3 separate regions of the Homo sapiens genome follow, and all the other regions are linked to region 1. Evidence: read pairs that join two places in POLR2A ChIA-PET (ENCODE). Cell type or tissue: CD4-positive, alpha-beta T cell. All regions are shown on one strand. Each heading gives the region's core, and the rest is flanking DNA. Links, peaks and the distances in the headings are about the cores only. Region 1 overlaps KCNAB1 (potassium voltage-gated channel subfamily A regulatory beta subunit 1). Region 2 has its middle 9.9 kb from the start of TIPARP. Region 3 overlaps TIPARP (TCDD inducible poly(ADP-ribose) polymerase).

Region 1 (10,287 bases), core at 1,725-6,724:
CCTCATTAGTGACTTTGTTTTTGTTTTGAGTCAAAGACTTTGAAGTTTAAGTAAAATAGTCAACGATCTTGGTTGTTAAATTATTCTAGACAGTGTTCAGAACTGAAATGTGACTGATTCTGTCCATGGCTCCAGTTTCAGCCTGAGTTCAATCCAAGATTAACTAACAACTAATTAGGGATCTGGGGCAAGTCTCACAGACTATTCTTACCCCAATATCAATACCTATGAAATAGGGACATATAAAATCATCATAGCATTGGGAGAGGGCAAAGAAATAGGCTTTAGGAAAATTTAGAGTTTTGTAACATACATAAAACTAATAGCCAACTAATCTGTAGAGCAAAGCTCATTCAATTGTCCCTTTGACAAATATTTAATGAGTATACCCAGACTTTGTGCTGGGTGCTGAGGACACAGGGATGAATGGGACAGTCTCAACCCTCAAGGAGTAGCTCCGGGACTTGTAATAGGGACAGACATATGAAGGGGTGAATTATGAAATAATATGGAAGCCACAAGCCCTGTGGAGTCCCACAGGACTGCTGGCAGAGTCACACTGCATTGGGGAGGAGGTGTCATGATCAATCTGAAAAACGGGAAGAGATTTATTTTGACTCCACGGAACTCTGGTTTCTCTGCCTCCTCCCTGACCACCATATTGGTTGAGCCCCTCCTCCTTGCCAGCCATAAGTGTCAGAACTGGAGATGCTGACATGAACAACAAGCCATCCCTGGCTTCTATCTGCTAGGTTTAGAAAAACCAACATGTAATCAAATCATTGCAGTGCAGTGGGGTGATAGAATAGGGTTGGATGAGGAGATTTCACCTTTTGATTCATAGATTACTGTCCAGTCAGCAAGCAGGGTTTATTACTGCCACAACCACACCCACCTCCAACCTTCCTACAAAACACACTTGTTTGCTTCCATATTTAATTAACATTTTAATTAAGCCTCATCTCCTATCTCTGCTAACATTTTCTCATTTGTAAAGCAGTTAAAGCTGTTTATTTCCAACACACTTTTGTTTCCTTTGGTATGAGGAAAGCAGTATAAAAACTATGCATCTACTTTTTAAAAACCCTAATCTGCTTGTATTTCCATAGGTTAAAGCAACAATGAGATTTATGGTGTTGAACATGGATTGGGACTCAATAAATAATTGCTTTTTTCTTTTTAATTTTTTTTTTACTTTTGGAAGTCTGTCTCTGAAAATGGTGTGTATGTGTGTGTCACACACATACACATATACACACACACATAAATAGAACTTGTAACCCAATCCTAAGAAAGAGAATGCACTGCATACAAGATTTCAAAAACGGAAAAGTTACAAAAGATTGATTGATAAACCAACCACTCTTTACATGCATGGTATATACTGAAACTCAGAAATTCTAATACTAATAAGAAGCAATTGTTCAAAAAGCAGTTGGCTATTAGTTTTCAATCTTTGTTAGTCGGTTTGAATAACATTCAGAGATATTGGTCCTCTGAAAGATGTTATGAAACTTTAGTGAGGATTGGTGATGTTTTTCCCACTGAGGACACCAAAAGTAAGTTCAGGGACTCTCTGACATAGACAGCACTCTGGCCCAGGAAGTCTGCCCCGGCCCCAAGGCAGTGTCCATTGTTCACAATGCCCACCTCATCACCACTGGCACCAAATGTCATCTCTGGAGAGATGCTCCAGGCCACTCTTCTTTTTGAAGAAGCTGAGGCTTCTCAGAGCTAAGGCTGGGAAAACTTTAGCCATCTCCTCAAGCAGGCTACCAGGTTAGGAGCCAGCCCATAAGCCTTTGAGATTTAGGAGACAAAACTGGGGCGGCTTGCCCTTCTCCTTTTCTCATCGGCAAAATAACTCAAAAAAATCACAATAAAACATAATGTGGTTACCCTTTTCTTTGGAAATATTGTCTTAGAATAATGAAAAAATGCTCAAAAAACAAAAGCCAGCAGCCTATTGAAATCATGTGGGTGCAGTGTCCATGGCCCACTGCCTGTTGCAGAGCATTCTGCGGTCTCTGGGAAGATAAAGATCTGCGATGGCTATTATGTATTATGTCACAATTACACGCAAGAGAGAAAGTCCACATTACCACACAGTGTGATGATTTTTAATTGTTTTCCCTAAAACAGACTAACACTCTTACAAATACTCTTTTCCCCTGGGTGTTGCTGCTTAAGTGCTCGCTTTATGTAGAAGAGTCTATTGTTCCCTTTCTCATAGTAAGAGCAGAGCCTTCTGGAAACTAAGGCATTGAGAAGTTCTAAAAGATTTTTATCTTTATATTTAGGAAATTAGGTTCATTTTGTAGTCTATAGATCAGGGTCAGTTTCTTCTCATTGGCTTTAAAGAATAGTTTCCTGTTTTGAGTTTCTTTACTTTTTTAAGTTTCAATAGTTATACAATAGGTAATAACATTTGCAAAGTCTTTATCTACTTTAAAATTTTAAAAACCAACTCAGTACCTATCAGTTATGCCATGTCTGCTTCTAGGAAGAAGCTGCAGAAGCTAACAACAAAGCCCCATTATAAAAAGAATAAGAGATTAGCAGTGAATTGAAAGCACGGGGGAGAAAAATAGTTAAACAAAAATGTAAAATAGTGGTTTTCTTTGAGCAGAAAGCTTGGCACCCAGCTTTCTTAATAAAAAGGAGACATAATAGATCTTGGTAAGTTGTAAATGTACTTTTTTTTTTGCTACATTCTAAAGTTGGGCTATCCCAATAAAAAACGTTACTTCTTCTATTGGACAGGCTAGGATTTAAGTGCTTGTATGTCACGGTCAGGGTTATAACAACTTCTGTGCAGGCTGATCAATTTGAATGGTGAATATTAGTCAAAATCAATCTGTTTTGAACCAATAAACAAGGAGCAAGATCGTGAGGAACATTTCTTTGCATGAAATCATCCCTGTCAGTGTGAAACATAAGGGTCAAAAAATTCAGAAAATCATTATGAGGTTCACATATTTTATTGAATTACCATTCTTTGACATCAGATCTTTACCAGACATTAACATTTCAATGTTATGCTTTTCCCCAGTGCTACCAGTGGTTGAAAGAAAGAATTGTAAGTGAAGAAGGGAGAAAACAGCAAAACAAGCTAAAAGACCTTTCCCCAATTGCGGAGCGTCTGGGATGCACACTACCTCAGCTAGCTGTTGGTAAGAAAATTACTAAGCTATGGGGTGGTAGAGGGACTTCTGCTGAGATCATAGTTTTCTATTGCTGACCACACCCTTACCATGATAAAATGTCTATTGCAGGGACAGATGATCTCTGAAGCATAAACTCCTGCTAAATATAAAGTGAGTTATTTGAGGTTCCCCAGAATTTTCTACATGATAGCAAATTTTTCTTACTTCTTTCTCCTTGCTCTTATAACATAGTTTAAATGAGAACATGTCAGTGATAACATACACTATCACAGATGTCAGGGGTGAACTGTGTAGTGACATCCATTTCTTCTGGCTCAAATTTCTGTCTGTTGAAAACTAAACCAGGGTTGGTGAGAAGATGAGATACAGGGCTGTGACAGGCCCAAGGCTACTGCCACATGAAAAGCTGATCCTAGAGAAATAGCTTCACCCTGAAAGTTCTTGAAGGCCATAAACGTTGTTCTTCTAATGCTGTGGAGTCCATGAAAGGTCATGATTGCTGGTAACAATTGAAAACCACACGCGGCTGGGCACGGTGGCTCATGCCTGTAATCCCAGCACTTTGGGAGGCCAAGGTGGGCGGATCATGAGGTCAGGAGATCGAGACCATCCTGGCTAACACAGTGAAACCCCGTCTCTACTAAAAACACCAAAAATTAGCCGGGCGTGGTGGTGGGTGCCTGTAGTCCCAGCTACTTGGGAGGCTGAGGCAGGAGAATGGCGTGAACCCGAGTGGCGGAGCTTGCAGTAAGCCCAGATTGCGTCACTGCACTCCAGCCTGCGTGACAGAGCAAGACTCCATCTCAAAAAAAAAAAAAAAAAAAAAAAAAAAAAAGAAAACCCCAAACCACATCCACTGTTTGAGAGAAAGATAATATGAACCACATTCAATCATGGGTGTCTCAGTCAACGACGGACAACATATATGTAGGTGATCCCATAAGATTATAATGGAGCTGAAAAATTGCTATTGCCTAGTGATGTTGTGGTTATCCTAAGGTCCGAGTGCAATGAATTACTTGTGTGTTTGTGGTGATGCTGGTATAATAAACAAGCCTACTGCACTGCCAGTAATATAAAAGTCTAGCACACACAATCATGTACAGTACATAATACTTGATAATGATAATAAATGACCATGTTACTGGTTTATGTATTTACTATACTATACTTTTCATCTTTACTTTAGAGTGTTACTCCTTCTTACTAGGAAAAAAAAAAAGTTAACTGTAAAACAGCCTTATGCAGGCCCTTCAGGAGGTATTCCCCAAAGAGGAATTATTATCACAGGAGATGACAGCTCCATGTGTTTTACTGCCCCTGAAGACTTCCCAGAGGAACAAGATGTGGAGGTGGAACATAGTGATGGTCCTGACCCTGTGTAGGCCAAGGCTAATGAGTGTGTCTGTGTCTTAGTTTTTAACAAAAAAAAAAAAGTTTAAAAAGCTAAAAAAACACTTTTTAAAAATAGAAAAAAAGCTTATAACAATATAAAGAAAATACTTTTGTACAGCTGTACAATGTGTTTGTGTTTTAAGCTATGTTATTACAAATAAGTTCAAAGGTTTTTTTGTTTGTTTGTTTTTTGTTTTGAGACGCAGTCTCGCTCTGTCGCCCAGGCTGGAGTGCAGTGGCGCGATCTCGGCTCACTGCAACCTCCGTCTCCCAGGTTCAAGCGATTCTCCTGCCTCAGCCTCCTGAGTAGCTGGGATTACAGGTGTGCACCACCAAGCCTGGCTAATTTTTGTATTTTTAGTAGCGAAGGGGTTTCACCATGTTGGTCAGGCTGGTCTCTAACTCCTGACCTCGTGATCCGCCTGCCTTGGCCGCCTAAAGTGCTGGGATTACAGGCATGAGCCACTGTGCCCAACCAAAAGCTTTTTTAAATTAAAAGTTTATAAAGTAAAAATGTTACAGTTAGCTAATGTTAATTTATTATTGAAGAAAGAAAAATCTTAAAAATAAATTTAGTGTAGCCTAAGTGCACAGTGTTTACAAAGTCTATGGTAGTGTACAAGAATGTCCCAGGCCTTCACATTCACTCACCACTCACTCACTGACTCACCCAAAGCACCTCCCAGTCCTGCAAGCTCCAGTCATGGTAAGTGCCCTACACAGGTATACCATTTTATACCATATTTTTACCATACCTTTTCTATGTTTAGATACACAACACCATGTGTTACAGCCGCCTATAGTATTCAGTACAGTAACATGCTGTACAGATTTGGAACCTAGGAGCAATAGGCTATCCCATATAGCCTAGATGTGCAGTAGGCTATACCAACTAGGTTTGCATAAGTACCCTATGATGTTCACACAATGAGGAAAACGCCTAACAATGCATTTCTCAGAACGTGTCCCTGTCGCTATGGGATGCATAACTGTATCTTATTTTAAATTTTCTAGTGACCACATTAAAACATTAAAGTGAAACATGTGAAATTAATTTTAATAATGGATTTTCTTTAACCCAATATAGCCAAAATATTATCATTCCAACATGTAATAAATATTAAAAATTGAGATATTTTACTTTGTTTTCTACAAATCTTCAAAATCCAGCATATATTTTACACCTAGAGCAAGCACATTCCAATTCAGGCTAGACACACGTTGCATGCTCAATAGCCACGTGCTGCCAAAGGCTACACACTGGGCAGAAAAGCCCTGAGACTTCTGGTTCCCTTACTAGGGGATATTTGTCAGGTTCTATAGTAAGCACCTCAGGCTCACTCTCACTGTCTTGTCTCCTTCATCACCATAACAATCCGCGGAGGTCTATACTATTACTAGTCATATCTTACCGATGCTAGTGGAGGATTTTCTATTACTATCTCCACTTATAAATGAAGAAATGAGATAAAAGAATTCATGTGGTAGCTATGAGAAAGGAATAAAATGGGTGCTGATTCTAGACAAAAAAAAAAAAATCCTAAAGATTAAGAAATAGCAGGAATTGGGACATATCAGAAACACTAACCCAATGAGATAAAAAGCTCAAGATAAGGTCTATGCAAATAAAATAATTTAATAGAATATTTGTTGGTAGCTTGACTCTTCAGAGGTTGGAAGGCAGAGAAATGTTAGTTGCAATTAGCAGTCATAGAAAGATAGAAATGGGAGGTGATTTTAGAGGGGGGAAAATGCCATGTACCGTAGTATATGTATGACTGGTGCTTTAATCCTTTCTTCAAAAAATAAAATAAAATCAAACAATGTATTTAATGTTATTACTTAGCAACTCTACAGCTTTAACAAGCACAGTAAAACATATTAGCTATTTGACCACAGGCAAGTTACTTAACCTGGTAACAATTTTCTCATCTGTAAAATGGGTATAATAATACATATCTTACAAACTAGTTGAGTAAAGGGAAATTATATATATAAAGCAAAAAGTAGGTGCTCAGTGAGTGCTAATAAAGATGATAATGTTCTTGCAGAGAGTAGACATGCAAAACTTGAAATTCTGTCTGCTCTTAGCCATGGCAAGCAATCAGAGTAATATGCAGAGAAACATATTCTGCACAATCATATATGGTTTTTAGATAGTAACATGAAGTATTAAACTTAGCCCTGAAAGACAGGAAAGAACACTCTCTTTCTACAGAGGAAATCTTTACAAGATTTAGACTCTTACTAGATATTAGATATACATGAAATGCCTTCTTTACAGGATCTGAGTTTAAATTAAAACATGCTTTTTTTCCCCTTTTCCTCCTGTCCTCTCAGATGTCTTTCTCACCTGTCACTTCTTTCTTTGTAAATAAATAATTTTGTTTATAGCCACAAAACTCTCAGAATCAAAAGGGAAATTATTTCCAGGCACGTTATCTTTGATCTGCTAGGAGAGTGTGGGAGAGGGATCCTCCGGCAGAAAGCAAACTACTTGAACCCAACTGTGTGCCTGCTCCCCAAGTCACACAGGTATACTGGAGCCAGCATTCATACTTTGTTCTTAGTGAACAGGCACTCTGGACATACTTGCTAGTGACACTTGGTTAGAGGTGCTAATTATCCAGAATCAGCTGCAGTTGCTACCATGGAAGTAACCAGCTCTGCCCAGTGGGTTCTCCTGTGCCCTACAGGCCCATTAGGGGAATCAGCTGTTGGTGACCTCGAGTAGTCAGGTAGTTTATGGGCAATAATTTACCTAGAACCTGCTTTGTCCTCAGAACTACCTTTAAGGCCAAAAATAGTTCTCAGTGCAAAGCAGCAAATAATGCAGTCAAAAAAAAAAAAAAGAGAGAGAAAGATTGGATTGGTACTTTTATACAGCACTATTTTGTATTTTGCCCATGTGGAAATTCAGTGATTACCATAAAAGGCCTGGACACGGTAACAGCTTAAGAGTATCAGTTGACAATATGGCTGTCCAAATGGGGGCAGAAGATGTGCTTGGGGACATCCATCAATCATCCATGCCTATGTTTATTCAACAAACATTTAATAAGTTCCTACTTTGTGCAAGACACTGGGCTGGTGGCTGAGCATCCAACTGCAAATAAGGCATACCTCACAGCCTGGTGGGCAAGTCAAGAAAATAAACAGATAATTTTAATACAGGTCATCATATTAAGAAGGGAACAGGGGATAAGGGAATTAGAGTAGGAGCTTGGAATTCAGGGAAGTACTTTAGGAGCAGGCAATACCTTTGGGGAATCTCAAATGACAGGCAAATATTAGTGAGGCAAAAAGAAAGGGGAAGGCAAAAGGACATTCCAGGCAAAAGGAACAGCTTGAGCAATGTGCCCCAGAATGAAGGGAGAGGAAGAGGAGAAAAGCAGCAAGATGCTTGGAGATGGAGAGGATTTAAAGACAGGTGAGTGCTCCTGAAGCACAAAGTTCAAGGTAGGGAGCCATGAAGCTGCAGAGGTAGGCTAGAAAATAAGGTTTGCCAAGGTAAGAATTAAGAACCTCATCTTACAGGACAATGAGTTATGTCAGGCACTAGCTAGGGAAGTGATATGATCAGATTTGTGTTTAGAGAGACTGCTGCTGGCTGGATGAGAGCTGTATGGGGGAAATATAAGGGGACAATTCAAGCAAGAGGTAGGAAAACCAGTTATCCAGGAGAGAGATGGTGAGGGCCTGAGTGAGGGCAGCAGTGACTGAGGAGGAGAAGACAGCTGAACCGGAGAAGACAGCTGAACCAAAGCAGTCATTGTCAAACTGAGCCCTGTATCCACACAATGGAATACTCTTTAGCAACAAAAAGAAATGGTATACGGGTACATAGTGCAACACGGAAAAACCTAGAAAACATATGCTAAGTGAAAACCAGACACAAACGACCACCTATTGTATGATTCCATTTAGATGAAATGTCCAGAAAAGACAAATCTGGAGACAAAAAGTAGATCAGTGGCTGCCTGGTACTTGAGGTAGGGATCTTATTAGGGTGATGGAAATGTTATAAAACTGCATTAAAAATGGTGAAGGTTGCACCTTAAAAATGATGGTTGGTAAATTTATAAAAATTATTTAATGTACACCTAAAATGGGTAAAATTTTTGATGTATAAATTTTACCTCAATAAAGTTGGTTAAAAAAAAAAAAAGAGCATGGTCCCAGATAGCAGCATCAGCATAAGCATTACCTAGGAGTGTGTTAAAAATGCACAGACTGCACCCCAGACCTGAATCAGAAACTCAGCGGGTGAGCCATAACAATGGGTGTTTCACAGGCCCTCTGGATGATTCTGATGCATACCAAAGTTTGAAAACCACTTGATTAGAGGAATATTTAGGAGGAATAATCAACTGGACTTAGCAGTTAAAAGGGAAAAGGGGGTCAGAACAGGACAGTTCTTAAAGAGTACTCCCAGGTTTCCAGATTGGGGAGCCACATTGCTGGTGATGCCCCCAAATGTGATTGGGAATGCAAGAAGGCCAGGCATTATAGCAAGAAGTTTGCGGTGCTGGTGGGGCATCTAGCAGGAAGGCCCAGCAGACACTGCATCTATGAGTCCAGCAACACTGAGTTCCAGGCAGCTAAGGACTCAGAAGTCCACTGTAATCACCAGCAGGCTCCTGGGGACCTTAGCTTCTGGACACAGCAAGAAGGTGACTGGGATGTGAAGAAGATCAGTAAGGGAATCTGGACTGACCTTTTAGAAGTTTAAGAGGGGAAGAAGGTTGGGGCAGTATCTAAGCAGGTAAAAAGGGTCAGAGGAAGCCTATTCTAGAATGGGAGAAATTTTAGCATGTTTTGTTGACAGAAAGACACAGTAAGAAATTTTGAAATGGGGTGATGGGGGCGGTGGGATCATGTATGAATCAAGTCCAAGAAAAGGCAAAAAGGAGATATCTCCAAGGCAGAGTTTGGTCTTGGACAGAAACCGCACACATCCTCTTCTGAAACTGGAGGATATGGATGTGGATGCTTATGCAGCAGGAGAGTGGGGAATTAAGGAATATTCCAATGGAGGGACTTGATTTTCTATAGACATTAGGACAAGGTCATCTACTAAGAGTGAGGGGGCAGGGGTTGATGGGATGGTTTAAGAGTACAGGTTTAAGGTCATTTTCGGGAAAAGAAAGATGACCAAGGGCAAGAGTGAGGCTGGCCAGGCTGGCTAAAGCCAGCTGGGAGGGAAGACGTGAACGCATAGGGGCACCAGACCATGAACTGTGAGATTCTCTCTAGCACGCTCAGCTACCCTGAAGTAGAAGCCAAAAACGCAGATGCAGCACTGATGGGGATTTGCTAAGGAAGCAGAAGAAGTGAGGGGTGTGAGGGTTCATAAGAGAGTAATTTAGATCATCAACACAGGATGAATCTTGGGTTAGGAAGAAAGGGAGGTCCAGAGAGGGCTGCCAGGTAGGTGGGAACCAAGGAACCAGAAACCTAGAGTCTACAAGAGTTCCAAGCAACAGATGTGGAAAATGAGACCATGAATACAGTGGAAAGACAGGAGGTTGTGGGCCAAGGTAGAAACAGGAATCCAGCCATCTGCTGGTGAGCAGTGTTAGGTGTTTCCAGGAACAATGTGTTTCTAGGGTGGGTAGCTTGAATGCCCTGGTTGAGGTGACAGGGCCTTATGTGGAAAGCAAAAAGGCCTTAAGCCCCGAGCCAACCCAAATGCATTGAGTGTTAATTAAGAGACATATAGTAG
Region 2 (10,287 bases), core at 2,914-7,913, 140 kb after region 1:
TGGGCCCTCCACACTGCCAACAATGCTGTTATAGTTATTTGGCCAGCTGGCTCTCTTAGTCTCTGCAAGAGCCATCTCAAGTCTTCCACACTCTCTTCAACCTCTAATCCCCTATTGTGCTGTTCATGCTCAGAAAATGCCTCACCTTTTATTTCTTGGAGACTACAAAATTAAATAACTTCTTCCCCCTAGCAAAGTTACTATCCAACCTATACCTTCACCCATCCTATTCTCTTTCCCTCCTGTTAAAATAGAGAGGGTCTTAGTGCAAGACCAACTCCTCTGTTTCTTATTTGGATCCCATCCCCTCCCACCTTCTTAAGAAGCATACGCCACTATCTCTTCTCCTAGCTTCAACCTCTGTCTTCTGGATTCTTATTAGTATCTAAAGACAGTAAAGTCTCCCCATCTTAACACATCTGTACACTTAGAATTACTTCATATATGAAAGTTATTTAACCATCCATATTACCCTATGAAGTAGATATTCTTTTAGCCCTAATTTTTAAGAGAAACAAGTTCAGAGATATTCCATAACTTGTCTAAGATCACATGGCTGGTAATTAAAATGAGATTCAAACCCAGGCGGTTTGATTCCATAGCCTTTTCTAGTCTCTGGATTCCCTGTTTGTTTTTATTATCTATTCTTTTTTTTTTTTTTTTTTGAGACGGAGTCTCGCTCTGTCGCCCAGGCTGGAGTGCAGTGGCGCGATCTTGGCTCACTGCAAGCTCCGCCTCCCGGGTTCACGCCATTCTCCTGCCTCAGCCTCCTGAGTAGCTGGGACTACAGGCGCCCGCCACCACGCCCGGCTAATTTTTTTTTTTTTTTTTTTTTTTTTGCATTTTTAGTAGAGATGGGGTTTCACCATGTTAGCCAGGATGGTCTCAATTTCGTGACCTCGTGATCCACCCGCCTCGGCCTCCCAAAGTGCTGGGATTACAGGTGTGAGCCAGGGCGCCTGGCTTATCTATTCTTTCTTTAGATTTTCTATTGCGTTGTCTTATCTCCTTATGATCTGCTTCCTTCCCACCCTCCCACCCCTAACTTTTATTAAGATAAACTTGAAAGTGGCAGAAAAGCTGCAAGAATAATACAATGGGCTACCTATATAACCTTTTTCTAGATTCACACACATAACTATGCATATATGCATATACACATACATACACAAAGGCAGTTACCCAATGACATGATTCAAATTTCGGTGACTATGCCTACTAAATGTAATTACACAAAGTACAAACTTCACTGCAAGAACTTCAGTCTGCCAACCATTATGTAATTAACAAATGTGCATCATCATCAATGACAGTGACCAATCATTCACTGCTTTGAAAATCTGTCAGCAATTGATCACTGCACATCTGTTTTTCAGTTCATGCACAGACAGCAAGGCGTGAAATTGTGTTACTTCCTTGTCTCCCAGTGATAAACTCACAAAATATTTTACAAAAATAGATATTAAAGGCCGGGCACGGTGGCTCATGCCTGTACTCCCAGCACTTTGGGAGGCCGAGGCAGGTGGATCACGAGGTCAGGAGTTCAAGACCAGCCTGGCCAACATGGTGAAACCCTGTCTCTACTAAAATTACAAAAATAAAATTAGCTGGGCATGGTGGCTCCTGCCTGTAATCCCAGCTACTCAGGAAGCTGAGGCAGGAGAATTGCTTGAACCGGGACCTGGGAAGCAGAGGTAGCAGTGAGCAAGATTGCACCACTGCACTCCAGCCTGGGCTACAGAGCAAGACTCTGTCTCAAAAAAACAAAACAAAACAAAACAAAACAGATATTAGAAAGAGGAAATTGGCCAAGAAAAATGAAAGTGAAGGAAAAACATGAAAAGTAGTAACACTGGATGTGAAATTCAGATCAAACATAGAGTTACAGAAACGATAGTTGGCTATGGCAATATTGACACTGTGATCATTAGAAAGACTCTAGGTATGCAGTCAGGGGAACTTAGTAAAGGTGGAATTATTGACATTAATGAAGAAAGTGGCTGTGACAAAAAAGGATGAAGATGTCCCAGAGGAAGTGACATTGCCAAAAAACTTCACAAAAAAGTAGGTAGATTGATACAATTAGAAAATCTCTTTAGAAACATTTCACAACACTGAAAATGCAAAGGATAAAATAATGTAAGCTAATCTAAACTTAGAAAGGAATATGATGATTTGTGAAAGTGGAGAAAAGATGCTTCATCCATAAGATAAGTTATATAATCAGAAGAAGCAACACTGTTCAAATTATTCTTGGTAAGCTTTTTATTGTTGATGTTGTTTGTTTGATTGTTTGTTTGTTTTTGAGATGGGGTCTTGCTCTGTCACGCAGGCCGGAATGCAGTGGCATGATCATGGCTCACTGCAACCTCTGCCTCCTGGGTGCAAGCCATACTCCCACCTCAGTTTCCTGAGTAGCTGGGACTACAGGCACACACCACCATGCCTGGCTAATTTTTGTATTATTTTTGGAGACACAGTATTTCATCAGGTTGCCCAGGTTGGTCTCAAACTCCTGAGCTCAAGCAAACTGCCCATCTTGGCCTCCCAAAGTGCTGGGATTACAGGTGTGAGCCAGCATGCCTGGCCTTTGGTAAGTTTTAACAAAGAAATAAAACACTTTAATCCTCAATATTTCTAATGTTTTAAATTACAGTGCACTAAATACAAATTAGTTTTGTGTTTTTTTTTTTTTTTTTTTTACAATTTTCTGCATTTATGACTGACCGTAAGAGTGTTCTTAATGTTTTGGTAAACATTTTTAAAGGTGACAGAACAACTGTGATTTTCCCCATTGATTAAGATCACTTTGTAGTTTCAGCTTGCATGGTCATTTTTATAATCTTGTACTACCATATCTTTTTACAGTCCTGCAAAGTGAAGACTGCATGCATATGTATAGATATAGATATTACAGAGCCATTTGAAAGTCCTCTACATATAAAAGGATGTTTCATTTCCTACACATTTCAACATGTATCTCTTTTAAGAACAATGATATTCTCCTACATGATCACAATATCTCTCTTATCACACTCAAGAAATTTAACATTGATACCACAATATATCTAATATTCAGTACATCTGCAAATTTATTCAATTGCCTAAATAACATCCTTTATAGCATTTTAAAATATCCTGTATCTATATTAGGTTTAGGCATAGCTTTTACTTTCCTTTCATCTAGAATAGTTCCATTGCCTTTTTTTCCCCTCTCATGACATTGATAGTTTTTAAAGAGTTCTGTAGAATGTCTTACTATTTGGATTTGTCTAATGCTTAGGTTTAGATTAAATATTTTGGCAACAACACTACATAGATGATGGTTTGTCCTCCCTTATTCATTAATATCAGAAGGCTCGTAATGTTCATTAGTACCATCAGTATTCATTTTTAAGTTTGATCATTTGGTTAATGTGATATGTGTTGGATTTCTCTATTGTCAGATTATCTCTTTGTGTTATTAATGAGTAATGTATAAGGAGATACTTGGAAACTATGACTATTTTCCAACCTCTCACCTATTGGCATTAGTATACATTGATAATCCTTTCATTGTCAATGAAGAGCCATCCCTGGCTCTTCAGTTTACCTCGTATACCATTATTATTACTTTTGTGATTCAAAATGGTGATTTTCCAATTCTATCAATCTGTCCACATTTATTAGCTAGCATTCTTCTATAAAGAAAAGCTTTCCCTCTTTTTTTGTATCCCCTCCCTCTCCCTTTTTTTTTTGTTTTGTTTTTGAGAAAGAGTCAGGAGTGCAGTGGCTGCGATCTCAGCTCACTGCAACCTCTGCCCCCAGGGTTCAAGCGATTCTCCTGTCTCAGCCTCCCAAGTGGCTGGAATTACAGGTGCACACCACTATGCCTACCTGATTTTTGTGTTTTAATAGAGACAGGGTTTCACCATATTGGCCAGGCTGGTCTCAACTCCCAGCCTCAAGTGATCCACCCACCTTGGCTTCCCAAAGTGCTGGGATTACAGGCATGAGCCACCATGCCAGGCCCCCCAACTTTTTTTGAGTATTTTTATAGACTCATGGATTTTCTTTTTATTCACTATTTTTTAATGAATTACCATCATTATTCTTTTTATCATTCAAATTGCCCTATTTTGGCCTGTAGGAGGACCTTCAATTTGCTTTCTTTGTCCTTTGACTTGTCCCACCAGTTTGTGAATGCTTTCTTGGTTATTTTTTATGAATGCTAGATATTGCATTTGGATCATTGTAAAAATAGTTTTAGACCAAGAAGAATGTTATCTTTCTTCAAGGAATTTTTATAGGTGCTTCTGGTAAGAGATTAAGGCCAGTAGCAATCCTACATCACCTTAATTCAATCCAGTTGGAAGGCCTCAGAGAATATGAAGTGGGTGGTTCAACCCTCCAGGAGGGTTGGCCTATTTCTATGTTACCCTTACTCTCATGTAGTCCTTTGGGTCCCAACCCAAAACCTGACATCACTTCCCTTTACCTTCCTTGAACTTCAGTTTTATCTCCCTATCCTTGTTAGTCTGTTAAAATTTCTATTAAGCTTCTCAGACTCCTCTTCGGAAAAGTGGTTCTAAATGCTCTACTCACCTCTCCGAGTTTCTTTCTCCCAGATATTATCCCAGATGTTGTCATGTTAACTCTCAGAGTAATTTTCAAAATATTTTGTCCAACTTTTGTGGTTTTACTTGGTAAGAGTGTTAGCCGAATTGCCTAATTCATTACTGGAAGTGAAAGTTCCCCTCATTACAGCTTTACTTTTAAAAATTAAAATATAATCATGTCATTTTCCTAATTAAAGCACTTCAATGACATCCATTTTTCTTCAGAATTCTTACTTAGGAGGCCTGAAGGTCTACATTCCCAAGTAATCTCCAGCCACTCTCCTTCTCACTTTCTATTTTGCAGACACAGTGGCTCTCTTTGGCATGCCACAACTTCACAATTCTGGCTTTGCACTTAACATTCTGTCCCCTGACCACCATTAGCTGCTCCCACCCATATCCTTTTGACCTAGTTCATGCTTACTCCATCATCAGAGCCAACCAAATGTTTCTTCACCAGGAAAGACTTCTTCCAAAGCACTTATTAAAGTTTACGGTTGTAAGTTGATTTGAGTGGTTATTTGAGTTAATACGTCTTCTTCCATATGCAACACGAAGGCAGAGATCATGTCCGTTTTTTTCACTACTTGCGTGCCCAGCAACTACTTGTAGCAGACATTCAACAAAATAGAAGAATAAATAAAAATCATGTCAACCAACAAGTTCTTTTCTGGGTCACTTATCTGTGTAACCATACTATTTATTTTCACCAACTCCCTGTACCTAGGGTTCTGTCAATGCAGCTAACATTTCCTGCCTTTCAACTTGAGGTCTGATAAAAAGTTTTGGTTTCCATTTCTCTAATGCTGACATTTATTTCATTTCAATAGAGAGTTATTTTTAACCAAAGTAACATTGTTTTTTGGTGACTTTGCAAAACTTTCAAACCAAGAGGTTATCTTTGTTTCAATGTAAACACACTGATAATTGAAAAAAAGCCATTCAGAGCCTTGATGTCTAATTTAGCTAACTCTTCAGAAAGTGAAAAATAAAAACCAAAGAGTCTCAGGCAGGTGATGAAGTAAAAATAATGCATACACTAAATAATGCTGCAAGTGTTTTATTTGGCTTAGTATAGATTTCCCTGGTACCATAAATTTCCATCTGTTTTGCATTTGAAAATAAATGACAGCTGCTTCTTTAAAGTCTGTAGGCAAGAAGAATAATAGGAATGCTAATTGATACTATAAGTTTTTGTTTTAAGGCCAAATTTAGGCTTACATTACTAGAAGCTTGCATGAGCCTGTATCGATTTTTTATTTTCATATGCTTGGCCTGACTATTTTTTCTTTCTTTAGTCACATAACATACAAATATCAACTGTTTGATTTCTTTAGCCTCAAAGTCATTTCTTAGTCAGCTTCCCAGAATGGGGTCATGAGGTCACAATTGGGTAATGGGAACTTTAAATTCGCTCATGTTTATAGGGATTACAGCTTCCTTCTGCTAGAGAAATGTGATATGAGTGGACACACTACTGGGCAACACTTCACTCCCAGACTTTGTGAAAATAAATCTCCCTCCTCTGCAAATGCAGAATATGGCCCACTGCTCCTCTTTTAAAAAACACACTTTTAAGACCTCCTAATTAACCTACATGTAAAATGGATGAATGAACATGTTTGCTATGTAAGTTTGACAGTGGGGACTTTCTTAGGTATGGTAGCAAGTGGCTCCAGCGTCTCCCCTAAACTTTAGATTTAATTATGCAATATCCTACTAACTTTCTCACTTAAATATCTAATATGTGTCAATCTTAACAAGTCCAAAACTACATTATCGTTTCTCCCTGTTCCCCAAAACATGTTCTTCCTACAATCTTCACCATCTAAGTGAAGGACAGATCCATTCTTCTAGTTGCTCAAGCCAAAAACTGAGGACTTATTTCTGGCTCTTCAGTTTCCCTCATACACCAAATCCACTCAGCTTTACCCTCAGCATGTGTCCAGAATCTAACCACCTCTCTCCATTATCATGATCCAGGCCACCATCATCTCTTGCTTGGTCTATTAACTAATCTTCCTGTGTTCACTCTTTCCATCCTCTCCACACAACACCAGAGTGATCCTTTTAAAAAGTAAATTATATAGATTTCTGTCTCAGGGTAAAATCCAAAGTCCTTACTATGGGCCAAGCCTAAAAGATTTTATGAAATCTGGCCTCTGGTCATCCCTTTGACCTCATCAACAGTACTCTTGTTCATTCCACTCCCATCAGACTGGCTTCTGTGATTTCCCTCTAACATGCCAAGCTTGTCCCTACACATGCTATTCCATCTACCTGGAATGCTCTTTCCCTAATAGCTGTGTGACTTATGCCTTCGTTTTCCTCAGGCTACTGCTTAAATGTTTTCTTTTTGGGGAGGCCTTCTAGTAACAGCACATCATATTTTTTAAAAACACTTCATTTCCTTTTCCACAGCACTCTCTAACACCTTATGTAGAGTGACCACACATCTTGGTTTTTCCATGACAGTCCTGATTTCAGCTGTACTATATTGACATAATTGTGAATAATTATTCTCAAAGTGTCCTTTTTTGATAAAGTATGTGGTTGTCCTACCCTTACCATGTCTTATTTTATTTTTACAGCTTTCATCGCCACCTGATACCACCTGTCTTCCTCTTATTAGAATGTTAAGAGTTGACCATTTATTTTATTCTCTACTGTATTCCTAGCACTTAGAAGTACCTAGAACACAAATGCTCAAGAGTATGTGTTGAATGAATAAGTGAAGTCATTGATTACCTGATGTATGTCCAGTGCTCTACTGGGAACCAAAGAGGAGAAGACAAATACAACACAGTCCCTATTCAATGCATAAGGCCCATGAAATTTAAATATATATATTTATATATAATAAATATATATATTTATTTATATATAATAAATATATATATTTATTTATATAATAAATAACTATATTTATTAGTTATATAAATAAATATATTTATTATACAATATATATTATTTATATATATTTATTTAAAGTGGCTCAAGTGATTCTCATGTGCAGGCCAGTTTAAAAACCCAGGAGCTATCTGCCTAATGGAGGAGTCAGAGATGAAAGGCAGGTGAGCATCAGAATGATCTCTCTTTAGTGAATGGCTAGGATGTCCAGTCTGCCAAAATCACCATATTGAATTTGGACATCAACATGAAAACGTATGCTGTGTACAAGAGACTGCACAGTGAGGCTGCCAAGGGATATTAATGAATTCAGTTCCTAAATTCTATTACTGTGCTGGGGAAAACAAAAACAAAAACCAAAAAAAAAAAAACAAAAACCTTCTTTACTATAAAAACAGAGTGTTGGCTTTTCAGTGCCTGAATAGCAAAAGTGGGAACTCTTCATGGCCCAGAATGTCTTTGACAGTATAAGAAGTGGGGAGAAGAAAGCTTTCCCACAGAGAACTGTGTCTGGGGCTGGATTAAAATGAGCACTCAGTCACAATTTATTTGTTGTAGGAAAGGGATTTGTAACCAAACCCATGCACATAAACTCTAATTATTTCCTCAGGATAAATTCATACAAGTAGAAGTGCTGTTAACTCACATGATCTCTGCACACGATTATCAAGATCTTTTAGTTGGGAATTCACTTGTTTTTTTGAGTAGAGGTTTTAAATTTTTTTTCTATTGGATTTTAGATGTACCCCAAGTAAAAAACAGCTGAGTCTCTTAACATTCTAAAGAATAATACTTCTAGCTACTTTAAGAAATCTGCTGATGGTAATCCTCTTCTCTGACAATATAGTTAGGCTTAATTCATCATCTCTATGCAACTGTTCCTCAGGGACATGGTTCCAGGAACCCCCAAGATACCAAAATCCGTGGATGCTCAAGTCCCCCATAGAAAATGGCATAGTATTTGCATACTATGCACATCCTTCTATCTACTTCAAGTAATCTCTAGGTTACCTATACTACTTAATAAAATGCTATGTAAATAGTTATTATATTGTACTTTTATTTGCATTAATTTTTTATTGTTTTCTTTCCTAAATATTTTTGATCTATGGTTGGACGAATCTGTGGATGTGGAGTGTGCAGATGCTGAGGGCTGACTGTATTTGGCCTTGCATGTAAATCTCTATTATGGCACTTACCATGCTAGTGTGTTTGTTTTCCTACTTGGCCACACCCGTAAGCCACCTCCTCCCCACCCCCAAGTGTTTTAAAAGACTATGAGCTCTTAAAGCAGTAGTGCCTAGAGAATTTCTGCAAAGTGCAGATTCTCCTGACCTGTTCTCTGAGATTCAGGAGGACTACGGTGGGACTGGGGCATCTGCAGCAGGCTTTCCCAAGTGATTCTGGGTGGTCAGTACACAGACTTCCCTACAAGAAACTAACAAGTGGAGACTGTCTTAGTCACCATTGCATAACTACCGCTAGATAAATGTGTGTTGAATCAATTGATTGAATGATCAGGAAAACATCTGGGGATTTCTCTGAGGAAATCATCACATACAGACCTAAAGCCAGTTAGATCAGACAGTACTTTCAGTATGTGCTGTAAGAATTACTCAACAGGTCCAAAACTGAAGGGGATTCAAGAGAATACTTGACTGTTAGGGATCTTGAGAAAACAAAACAGTCAAGCAGATGATTAGGCAATTTACAAATGCAAATCTTAGATAATCAGAATAGTTTGTGATCTTGCTTAAGCATTTTAGAACTTGTCCTATTCACACTTTTATCTGTTTCATTTTCTACTAGGCCTTTTAACCCTCACCTTTCCTAAACAGAAGCACTCTGGTGCCTTGTCAGAGGCAGAGAAAAAAGTGAGTTTCAAGAGGGAGGAAACTATAACTGAGAGATATTTTTAAAACTTGGAAATGGTCTGCAAGCTGCATGTTCCATCACCTTATGAAAATATGAATTTTAAGTTTACATTTATCAAAGCATGTTCATGACAGGCTCTAAACCAACCTACCTTTGAGGTTACCTTTAATTCATTAATTCACGTTTGTTAACTTCCCTACCTTGTTGCTTGACATATTCCCTAGGAGCATTTTCTAATCTTCTCTCGCCAACATCATATTTGAAGTAAATAAATTACACCCAAATCTTATCTTGTTCTAGAATCCCACGAGTGCAGAACTCCTTCTCAGGGAAATAGGAAATCTTCCTTTGGGTAAGTTCCAGGAGTTGGTTCATTATAACAACATCAAGACAGTATTTTTAATAATAAATTTTATAGGTTTAAAAACAGCAGTACTTCAGTTGCCTAGAGAATAATAGTTTCATTTTATTTATTTATTTATTTATTTATTTACTTATTTATTTAGACAGGGTCTTGCTCTGCTGCCCAGGCTGGATTGCAGTAATGAGACTGCTTATTTATTTATTTATTTATTGAGGCAAGGTCTTGCTCTGTTGCCCAGGCTAGATTGCAGTAATGTGGCCATGGCTCACCGCCACCTCCTTGGCTCATGTGATCCTCCTGCCTCAATTGCCTAGTAGCTGGGACTGTAGGTGCATGCCACCCTGCCTGGCAAATTTCTTTTTAAAAATTTTTGGTAGCCAGGCGCGGTGGCTCACGTCTGTAATCCCAGCACCCTGGGAGGCTGAGGTGGGCGGATCACGGGGTCAGGAGATCAAGACCATCCTGGCTAACACGGTGAAACCCCATCTCTACTAAAAAATACAAAAAATTCACTGGGTGTGGTGGCAGGCACCTGTAGTC
Region 3 (10,287 bases), core at 3,186-8,185, 160 kb after region 1:
CCCGCGTTTCGGGCTGCAGCCCAGAAGTTTGGAAGATGTTTTCACATTAACTTTGAGAGCGCACAAGTCTTCGTCTTCCTCCCCGCCGCCGCGGGAAGCGCTCGCCGCCTTTCCCCCGCGCTTCGCGGCTCAGTTCTGCGAGCCCCCAAGACCCGTTGGACGCTCCTCGGGAGGTGAGCTGAGGGGGTAAAGAAGAATTAGAGAGAGAAGGCGCCGCGAGTAGTCTCTGGGATGCAGGGAGGCCGGGGCGGGTCGTTGGTCCGAAGGAGGCTGGACAGGAGTTGGGGGGCGCCCAGGCGCCTGCTGAGGGGAAGGCGGGGGCGGGGACGCCCGGGAACACCCGGAATTGCAGAGCCGGGCGGCGCCTCAGCTGCACTGCGCGGAGTTGGCGCGGCCCGGGACCAGGAGCTGAGCAAACCGCCGCGGCCAACAGGAGGCGTCACTCGGACCCGGGCTCGGCGCCGGGGTGTCGCGCGGCGGCGGGCGGGCAGGCTTTGGAGCGGCAGTTTTTTCGGAAAGTGCTTTTGGCCGGGAGTGCCGCAGAACCCCAGCGTCACGAGGTGAGGGGTGTCGCGGTGTGTCGCCTGCCGCTGGAGACCGGAGGATGTGTTCTTCTCATCTTTATTTTTCTGTTATGAAAACTAATTGAGGAGCTAGGTTCTAGTGGCTTTCCCCCTCCAGCCACTTCTCCAGTTCTCTGCTTCTTCCTCCCAGTTTTGTTTCCGAGTTTGATGAAAGGGCAATAATAGGAAAAGTTGCGCGCGCGCGCTTGCGTGTGTACGCGCAGACACACATATAAATAAAATCGATTTAGTGTCTATTTTACCTTGATTGGGTTTGATAGGAGTGGTTAGAGAGTGTGCGCGTGGGGAAAGCACAGGCCGGTTTGGTATGGTGGAGAGGGAATACCACAATCTGTGCCAATTGTGCCTTGAGGCAATAACACCAAATGATGAATAATAACGCCTGGCTTGGCTCCTTTCCAGTTGATTTATGTCTCATGTCAGATCCCTCCTTCTTCGTGAAGCTTTCCCTAACAATGCCAGCTTACAGTGAACTCTCCTTTTTCTGCCTTTTCCTTTTGTACTTATCATGTAAATTTAATACTTCGTTATAAACTGCTTTGTATTTTACTTTTCTGAATTTGATGGACTTCTTACACATAGATTTATGACTCTCCAATTAAATTTTTAATATTCACTTTTGGGGACACTCAGTTTTACCTTTTGTTGTTGACCCACAAACAACAAAGAACTAAGCATTTAATATGTGCTTTTCTTAACTAATTCAGCCAACAAAATATATATGGAACACCAGCTGTGTGCATTGTGGTAGCTAGGCACTTTATTGGGCACCTAGGATGCATATTTGATTAAGTCATGGGACCTTGCGTCACAGATCTCTTTCAGTTTATTGGACAAGAGAGAAGAGGATTAATTGCTCATCACCATTCCTTTCTCACCTGGCACAATCTCAGTAAATGTTTTCAAATTTCAGTTTTTTTCAAGGGGTCTGATTCTTGGAAGAAAGGACTTTTTCGTCTCTTTCAGTAGTTGATTAGGAATCTGAAATTTGGTGTGTGTTTTATATTTTTTTTTTATTTTTCTATAGTATGCCTTCATTTGCTCTTTAAAAATGTATGTATGTAACTTTTCTGAAGGCAAGAACTAGGAGGCTTTTTCTGTGTTACCAAGTTGTGCTTGTCTTCTGACACATCGTGCAGTGGTTGTTGCTAATGGGGCTTCTGTTACTAAACACACCCTTGTATTCCATCAGAAGCGGTAATGTTTTTGGGGGTTGTAAAAGTAGACTCTTAACATTCTTGGATAGTATATTAGAGCTTTCTGAATATAGAAATGCTTAACAGACTCCTGGCTTTCTCCCATAGAACATTTCAATTGAGAGCCCCTGTTACTTGTGTATGTTCTTATACCCTTAAATTGACTCACTGTTTTAAGTTTGAAGTTTATCTTTCATTTGATGAACTTTTAAAGAAACTTTTTGTCAACTCATGAGATAGGTGATACATAAACAACTATAAAGAGAACCGCAAAGCTGAGTGGAAATGTGGTTTCCCTGCTGTCATCATCTAGATACAGTTATTTCTACCTCCCATTTCCCACCCCACTCTAACCTTATAGTAGAAATTCTTAACCTAGCAGAATTGCAAACTCTTATGTATTCAGTCCACAAATGCATGCCAATGGCCTGTTGAAAGACTCTTCTACTTTTACCTGCTGTGTGCTTTTGAATAGCCTTGGGTGCTTTGGAGCCTTAATTTCTCGATAAAATTTAAAATTGACTTGTAAAAACTAAATATAGTATAAGAGGAATGGTTTCAGGGAATCAGTCAGGACAAAAACAAAACATTTTAATGAATGAATGAAATCCAGTTGCTGTCAGTTTGTAAATGATCATCTTCCTTCCTTTCCTCGTAGGATTTTTAGACTCTGAGGAGCAGTTGGAGCTAATCCACATTATGGAAATGGAAACCACCGAACCTGAGCCAGACTGTGTAGTGCAGCCTCCCTCTCCTCCTGATGACTTTTCATGCCAAATGAGACTCTCTGAGAAGATCACTCCATTGAAGACTTGTTTTAAGAAAAAGGATCAGAAAAGATTGGGAACTGGAACCCTGAGGTCTTTGAGGCCAATATTAAACACTCTTCTAGAATCTGGCTCACTTGATGGGGTTTTTAGATCTAGGAACCAGAGTACAGATGAGAACAGCTTACATGAACCTATGATGAAGAAAGCCATGGAAATCAATTCATCATGCCCACCAGCAGAAAATAATATGTCTGTTCTGATTCCTGATAGGACAAATGTTGGGGACCAGATACCGGAAGCCCATCCTTCCACTGAAGCTCCAGAACGAGTGGTTCCAATCCAAGATCACAGCTTTCCATCAGAAACCCTCAGTGGGACGGTGGCAGATTCCACACCAGCTCACTTCCAGACTGATCTTTTGCACCCAGTTTCAAGTGATGTTCCTACTAGTCCTGACTGCTTAGACAAAGTCATAGATTATGTTCCAGGCATTTTCCAAGAAAACAGTTTTACAATCCAATACATTCTGGACACCAGTGATAAGCTGAGTACTGAGCTCTTTCAGGACAAAAGTGAAGAGGCTTCCCTTGACCTCGTGTTTGAGCTGGTGAACCAGTTGCAGTACCACACTCACCAAGAGAACGGAATTGAAATTTGCATGGACTTTCTGCAAGGCACTTGTATTTATGGCAGGGATTGTTTGAAGCACCACACTGTCTTGCCATATCATTGGCAGATCAAAAGGACAACTACTCAAAAGTGGCAGAGTGTATTCAATGATTCTCAGGAGCACTTGGAAAGATTTTACTGTAACCCAGAAAATGATAGAATGAGAATGAAGTATGGGTATGTATTTATAACAACTTGTAGAACTGTTGTTAAATGCTATAGAGAAGGTAAAGAAGCTAAAAGCTTAGTAGGGTGGTTTCTTTCAGTAGTAACAGGTTTTCTTTTTTTCCACTATTATTCTTTTGACTGTGCTGTCCTGATTTTTCATGGTGGGTGAATGCAGGCTATTAACTCAACCGGACAATGAAAGTTTTACGATTTGAACAATTCATATGTCAGTTCAACGTGCGTGTGACTGAGAAGTTGCACATACATTAAATATTGTGAATCAAATACTGTTTTAATCACCCAAGGAAAGCTGGCTTTTGAAAGAAAGTCTGGCGAATCTTACTATAACATAAATAATGAATCTCCTAATTTATCTAATTTTAAAGCTCTGCACATTGAGCAGCTGTTATTTTTTAAAGAAAAATAGTATTGTCGAGAGATGTTTGTGACCCTCTTCATTTTGAATGGTATAAACATCTTTTCTGTGAATGATTCAGAAGTTCCTCCCATACTTCTGGATCTTTTATTAGTTTCCTTGGAACTTTTCACCATTAAGTTTATATTATAGATAAAATAAATTTTTCCAGAATTTAGGGTATTTTTTTTTTAACCTGGAAGAGTCCTTTAACAATCAGTGAAGGGATGAATTTATGGTAAGGTATGTTTAATACTCAAACAATTATCCTTGAGTTTTGGTACACAAGATGTGTGTATACACATAACTCAGTTCTTTTAGTATGGATGTCTAAGCAGCATTCACTGGCAGGCAACTGGTATTTCCACATCTGAATTCTTCTTTAAACTTTAAAATGAAGAAAATGATAGTTGCCTCATGTAAAGTTGCTAGTGCAAAAATGGCTATATAATAAGCATTAATGTTTACATCTGTAAGTTATTTCTCCTGTAGCATAGAAGGAGCTAAAGTGTGTGGTGTTAATAGCTATTTGTGTATGACCAAGAGTAAGGATTAAAATTAAAAGGGAGAGAAGAACACTTCTGTCCATGCTCCCTGATTGGGGAGGCCATGAAGGCAACCTAACAGCTTCATACTAATGAATGGCCTGGTATAGTACTGAGATGACCCATATTGGAGGGGAAAATACACTGAATATACCATCCCAGAAGTCCAAGAGAAAACAATTCCTTGAGTCATCTTTGTTCACAGATATGTTGATTTACACTACCTATGTGTCTAGAGAGTCAGCAAATGGTTGCAGTAAACCATTTCCAAGTTGTCTGATTCTGGTAGTCTTCATGTCAACCTTCTGAATTCTGACTGGTGCCCACAGAGCTTGTTCGCATTACAGAAACATGGTTTTTTTTGTTTGTTTGTTTTTTGTTTTTTCATTTATCTCGTTCCCATTCAGTAATGGGTAAATGGTTGTCTTTTAATAATTTTAATATTTCAGTTATATAGTACATAAATCCATGTGTCTTTTTAGCAACTTAATTATCATGAGACTAGAACTTTGCATCTTGTGTTTCAAAAGGGAAGTGCTGAACAAGAAGAGAAACAGTATAAAGCCCAAATTCAAAAGTATTACATAGAAGACCCTATGAGATAAAAGTAAGGTCATATCAAGAGTGTAGTTTTCCTGACTATAAATGTATTATCTTGATAATATATTACACTCAAGATTCCACCTTGCTTCAGTAGTGAAAATCTTATAATACAGCTAAGTACTTTTAACTTATTTTTTTAAGCCGGCATTGGAAGAGAAAAATGTTTTTCCATTTTATCTTAAAAATCTTTTTAATAAGGTATTTTCCAAAATCTCTGTTGCCCATGAGCTAGCAATTCTAATTGCTATGTCAAGGGTAATTAATTTTATATACTCTCAAAGCCACTCTAATCCTTCTATCTCCAGATTGCAAAACTTTGCAGAACAGCGGCTCCCACTTCACCTTCATGAAGCAAATTTCCAGTCTGCTGAGTACTTCAGCATCTTGGTACATTAAGTTTCTATCTGTTTGAATTGATCAGGAAGAAACTAGCAGGATTATTGGCCAACACATGACAGTCTGTTACCATGAGAACAAGGCAAGATAATCATTTTGATCCCAGAAAATCCAGGAATTCTTAGGTCAGGAGCATATGGCTGTTTTTTATCCTTTGGTAAGATTGTTTTGCTTAAGAATAGACATAGATATAGGCCCATAAGCCTGCATTGTTGTATTATGAGGTAGTTGCAGTGGGTGCTTGATTTCCAAATCAGTTTTAATGAAGTAAACTAATGTTTATCTGACACTTGGGAGAAGAAAAGTGTGAGTGAAGTATTATAATTACCATTGCTCCTACTACATTGTTAGTGGTAATAAGTGGTCCTGTCCTAGGAAAATAGCAAAAAGTATTAACTGTTAAATTACTAGTAAAGTGAAGTTCTCTGAAGATTACAGGAAGAAATGTTGTAATATAGTAGATAGCTAAGTGTCAAAAATTAGGCTTTTGGGAAGTTGACTTGTGGTCATTGCAACCTGGTTTTCCTTGTATTCCAAAGCGATGTTGTGTTTCCTGGCAACAAGATGCAGATAACGGCATGTTGAGCCTTGCTGAGAGATTCACAAACAAGCTGGAGCAGCCCAGGTTCACATGGTTACCACATTATTTGGCTAAAGCTATTAATCTCTGTGGTCAGGCCTGTAAAGCTGGTCTATCTGTGCAGATTGCGCATAACCAGGAAGTGTGTGTTCAGCTGTGTATATGTCGAAGTTGGAACCAGCAGTCTTTGGATTCAGAAATAATGAATGGCAGTTGTTTATCCCACTGTTTTCAGTAGTTTATATGGCTTGGTAAATCATTATCATATTCTGTATCCATAACATCTTCATTGTGTGATATACTTGGGGAAAGTTCATAGTTCTGGGTCTCTAGCAGAGATGAAAGTTCATAGTTTCAAACTGTACAGATAAAATCTTTTATTTAGCTTTGCAAATGTATTGGATTTAATACCTAAATCTAAATTATATGTATAGTGTTCATTTTGTTCTCAGGAATGAAATTGGAAAGGAAGTTGAACTAGATAAATTCACAGGACCTTTCCAACTTTTTAGTCAAGATGCTTAGATACTAAAAGCACATTAAAAAAGGATTTCAATAATACATGCTTATTTGTTCCTTGTAATGAAATTATGATGTAATCCCACTTTGCTTTCTCATTTTGCTTTTGTACATCTACAAACGTTCATTGCCAACATCAACTGCATACTAGTGTGTATGTACTTCCCAGATATAGATGCTGAGGCTTCTTTTTTGCACACGAGATGAGCCTTGGAGAATTTCCAAATTCCAAATATACAGTTGAGAAACAACATTGAGTGTTGTGTTTTCGATTAAGAAAACAGAGTCTGGAACAGTGTAGGCACTCATCCTTAGTAGACGATGACATTGGATGGCAGAATTAAGCAGTTTTAAAAGAGCCTTGCACACTGTGGAGTACTGTTGTGGATAATTGAAATTATGGAGGTTGTGCAAATCTCTCTTTAGCAAACAAGATCACCACTAGTTTCATATTACATTCATTTTAAATTGAGCCAGAACAATTTTCTATTTATTTCCACCTGTCAAGAAGGGACACACTGCAAACCTTATTTTGGAGGCTACCTGCAGGTGCACATGTGACCAATGATTATTTCTAATTCTGAATTTATTGAAAGAGAGTGGAGGTGAAGAGGAAGAGGAAAGTTGCAAACCCTGAATCCATTATTAATTTTTTTCAGAGGACAGGGTTTTTTTCTTTTGGGATTAATGCTCACTGATAAAAGAGGGAGCTTTAGTTGCTTTAAGGCTTAAGGCTAGAGTGTTGTCATAGTTTTAGTTGCTGAGTGATTTTGATTGCTAATTGCCCTTAGAAGTCTATTTTTAAACTCTGTCCAAGGGACAATACCATTAGATGACTTCACAGAAACTCTATATAAAAGAGAAATGTATATTAATGATCATAAAAAGCATATACTGTTACAGTCCCTATATGACTTGCATAGTGAATTAGCTAAACTAGAGCAAGCTCCTGACTGAACTCTACTGGAGTAGTTAAATTAGCCAAGTTAGCTCTGGCGTGCACAGCTGTGATGATGTATGAACTAACTCATTATGTGTTATTGATAACACTGGAGAGAGGAGAACAGCTGAAACTTACTATGCCTTGTGACTTTTTGGTAGTTCTTGAATATACACAGCTGGATGAGTTTAAATTTATTTTAAAAATTTCTGCCTAAGAGAAAGACAGCTCCATAAGCAAGAACTGTGTTTGAAGTGACTTTCAAAATGTGTGCCTTGTGCTTTAGGATAAAGCAATCCAATGAATTATTTTTTGTACTTCTTTATGCTACTATTTACATATGAAATAAAACTAATTGGCTTCTGTCTATACTAACCCAGAGAAGTTACTGGATCTGTGTAGAGCTGTCATGGCAATCAATAGCAATCATTTATTTATTCCCTTTTTGGTTTTTCATCAATAAGCAGATTAGACTTTTTGAAGCAGCTGCCACCTGGCTTCAGGTTGGGGTCATTCTTTTCCTGATGTATTTATGGTAATGAAAATGAACCTTGTCAAAATGATTTATAACTTTTAAATCAGACAGTTGGAGGAAATAGCTTGTAAGGTTATGTGGCATTCCCTAAAAATAATTGCATGATACATTATATATTTTATCATTGAGTTGAATCCAAAGCTCTTACTTTTTATTGTAAGTAAGAAAAAAAAGGAATACAAGTTGAATATCCCTTATCCAAAATTCTTGGAGACCAGAAGTGTTTCAGATTTTGGATTTTGGAATATTTGCATAGTACCCCAGTTAAGCATCTGAAATCCGAAATGCTCCAGTGAGCATTTGGGTATCATCTTGGTGCTCAGAAAGTTTTGGGTTTGAAGCACTTCCGATTTTCAGATTTGGGGTGCTCAATTTATAGTAGTAACTCCATTCAGCATTTAAAATTTCATTCTGCACATAGTGGGCATGCAAAAAAAAAAATGCTGACTTTTGACTGATAACTCTGTTGTGTCCCTGTAAATCTATTTCCTATTATACTAGAATTATCCTATTATACTAGAATTTCTAGATCATAGATTTACAATCTACCATAAAGTAAAGATAAACTTCATAAGTTCTTCTGTGTATTTCTAATCATGGTCAGTGATCCTTAGTTTTATTCTGGGTTTGGGTGCTATTCCTAAAGGATAAAGCAGTATGTAGTCTATGCAAACCTTGACTACTCAAGGAATGCTACAAAAATACAGCCATTTGAGATTATGACTTTTTTCCCATGGTCTCTTTTATTTTTATCTCCTGATTTGAGACCACCAGATTCTGCATCCTTTGTCTGATGGTGATGATTCTGGATTGCATTTAAATTAGGACCTTAAGTCCTCTTAACCTTAGCCAACAACCTTTAATAATTATCAGTCTCCAATTTGTGAGTTGCAATTGTCTTTTTGTGGAAGGAAAACTTAGTACATGTGTATATCATTTTTTGCAAAGGAAAAAACATATTTCAAATTGCAAGATAATTATTTTGGCACAACTTGTATGGCTAGTTCAAATTGGACACTGTAAAAGTTTTGAAAGAAACTCACTTTGTAAAAGTAGGAGAGTTTCTCTTTTATAATAAGATTGGGGTCTTAAGGTAAAGTGAGTTCGAGAGATTTTGTATCTTTGAAAAAGACCACAGTGCTGAAGGTTAAGCCATTTTCCCTTTGATTCTGGGTTTGAAATAGGTGATAGCCTGAGATCTTGATTTTACCGCTACTTTGCAACACCTTAAACAGAAACTGTACAAGGAATAAAATACTTCTGAAGTTCACCATTTCTAGGAGCAAACAAGCCACATTTTAGATGTGAAGGAATTCCTTTTTTTTGAGACCAAGTTTCAGGCTGGAGTGCAGTGGCATAATCTCGGCTCCTGCAACCTCCGCCTCCTGGGTTCAAGCAATTCTCCTGCCTCAGCCTTCCTGAGTAGCTGAGATTACAGGCATGCGCCACCATGCCCAGCTAATTTTGTATTTTAGTAGAGACAGGGTTTCTCTATGTTGGTCAGGCTCGTCTCGAACTCCCGACCTCAGATGATCCACCTGCCTCGGCCTCACAAAGTGCTAGGATTACAGGCGTGAGCCACTGCGCCCAGTGATGTGAAGGAATTTCTTTAACAAAACTAAATAGGGCTTATTTTTATATTTATAGATTGTTTATGACAGTGCTTTCTAGGGACTGAGAATTATACCGTATACAGACTCACCCCAATTTAAAATTTCTTCCTTCAAACGTTAAACCTAATCCACCTCAATCCCTGACACAGTAACTGAAAGCTTCAAATTTTTGAGATTAATTCACTTGTTAATAGTGAATTTGAAATTACAAGTGGTAGGTTCTGAAATACATTTTGAAATTTTTGAAAATTAAGGATTTTATGTACAATAAATTCTGTTTGTAAAGATTTATATTCAGTCTGTGAAGAGGACAGTATTGCAGACTTGAGCTAAATATAATCAATTCTGTGATTAGGAACTCAAATTTTAGAAGTTGATGACGTTAGTAAACTTCTAATTGTCATTTGTGAAACTTCCAATTTTCCTTGCTGACTTAGCTAGTTACTGTTACTAAGGCAAGCATTGAAGAGAGTTAACTAAGCATTCCTATTTGCCGTTTCCACACAACAAAATGTGTCTGTCTCCTGGATCTTTCTCTGCTCTATGCTGTTTACTTACTGGTAACACCCACTTGACAAGTAAAGAACCTTTGCATGGTCATCACAATGAAAGGATAAGTTCTTACAAGAGTGAGAATGCTAGAGCAACTATTCCTTTTCACCTTCTACAGAAACCAGTGACTTTCGAGTATGTGTACCACAAAAAGTTGTGTAAGGAGTGTATTGAGAATCTCCCATGACTAAGTTGTCTGAGG

The links. Peaks named below come from ENCODE experiments on the same cell type or tissue, not always from the same donor. Only the 100,000 strongest peaks of a DNase experiment are listed, where the experiment ranks them.
Region 2: POLR2A ChIA-PET joins it to region 1 with 6 read pairs; 10 of 35 experiments call an interaction of 5 or more read pairs at or near these places.
Region 3: POLR2A ChIA-PET joins it to region 1 with 6 read pairs; 10 of 35 experiments call an interaction of 5 or more read pairs at or near these places.

What each region holds. Positions count from the first base shown.
Region 1 is chr3:156,520,775-156,531,061 of GRCh38, forward strand. It overlaps KCNAB1 (potassium voltage-gated channel subfamily A regulatory beta subunit 1), which reads left to right. Exons shown (of 14, transcript NM_172160.3): 12 at 3,053-3,173. Among named protein-coding and RNA genes, the nearest start is that of SSR3, 29 kb to the right of the region's middle. In CD4-positive, alpha-beta T cell, for the core only: no CTCF peak of the experiment used is centred there; a DNase peak (open chromatin) is centred at 3,938.
Region 2 is chr3:156,659,514-156,669,800 of GRCh38, forward strand. No RefSeq gene overlaps it. Among named protein-coding and RNA genes, the nearest start is that of TIPARP, 9.9 kb to the right of the region's middle. RefSeq lists an enhancer at 1,963-2,012. In CD4-positive, alpha-beta T cell, for the core only: no CTCF peak of the experiment used is centred there; no DNase peak of the experiment used is centred there; H3K4me3 peaks cover 554 bases; H3K27ac peaks cover 1,378 bases.
Region 3 is chr3:156,675,219-156,685,505 of GRCh38, forward strand. TIPARP (TCDD inducible poly(ADP-ribose) polymerase) reads left to right here. Exons shown (of 6, transcript NM_015508.5): 2 at 2,439-3,396. The coding sequence starts at 2,480. TIPARP-AS1 (TIPARP antisense RNA 1) reads right to left here and starts at 495. Exons shown (of 1, transcript NR_027954.1): 1 at 1-495. RefSeq lists a silencer at 98-457. In CD4-positive, alpha-beta T cell, for the core only: no CTCF peak of the experiment used is centred there; a DNase peak (open chromatin) is centred at 5,983.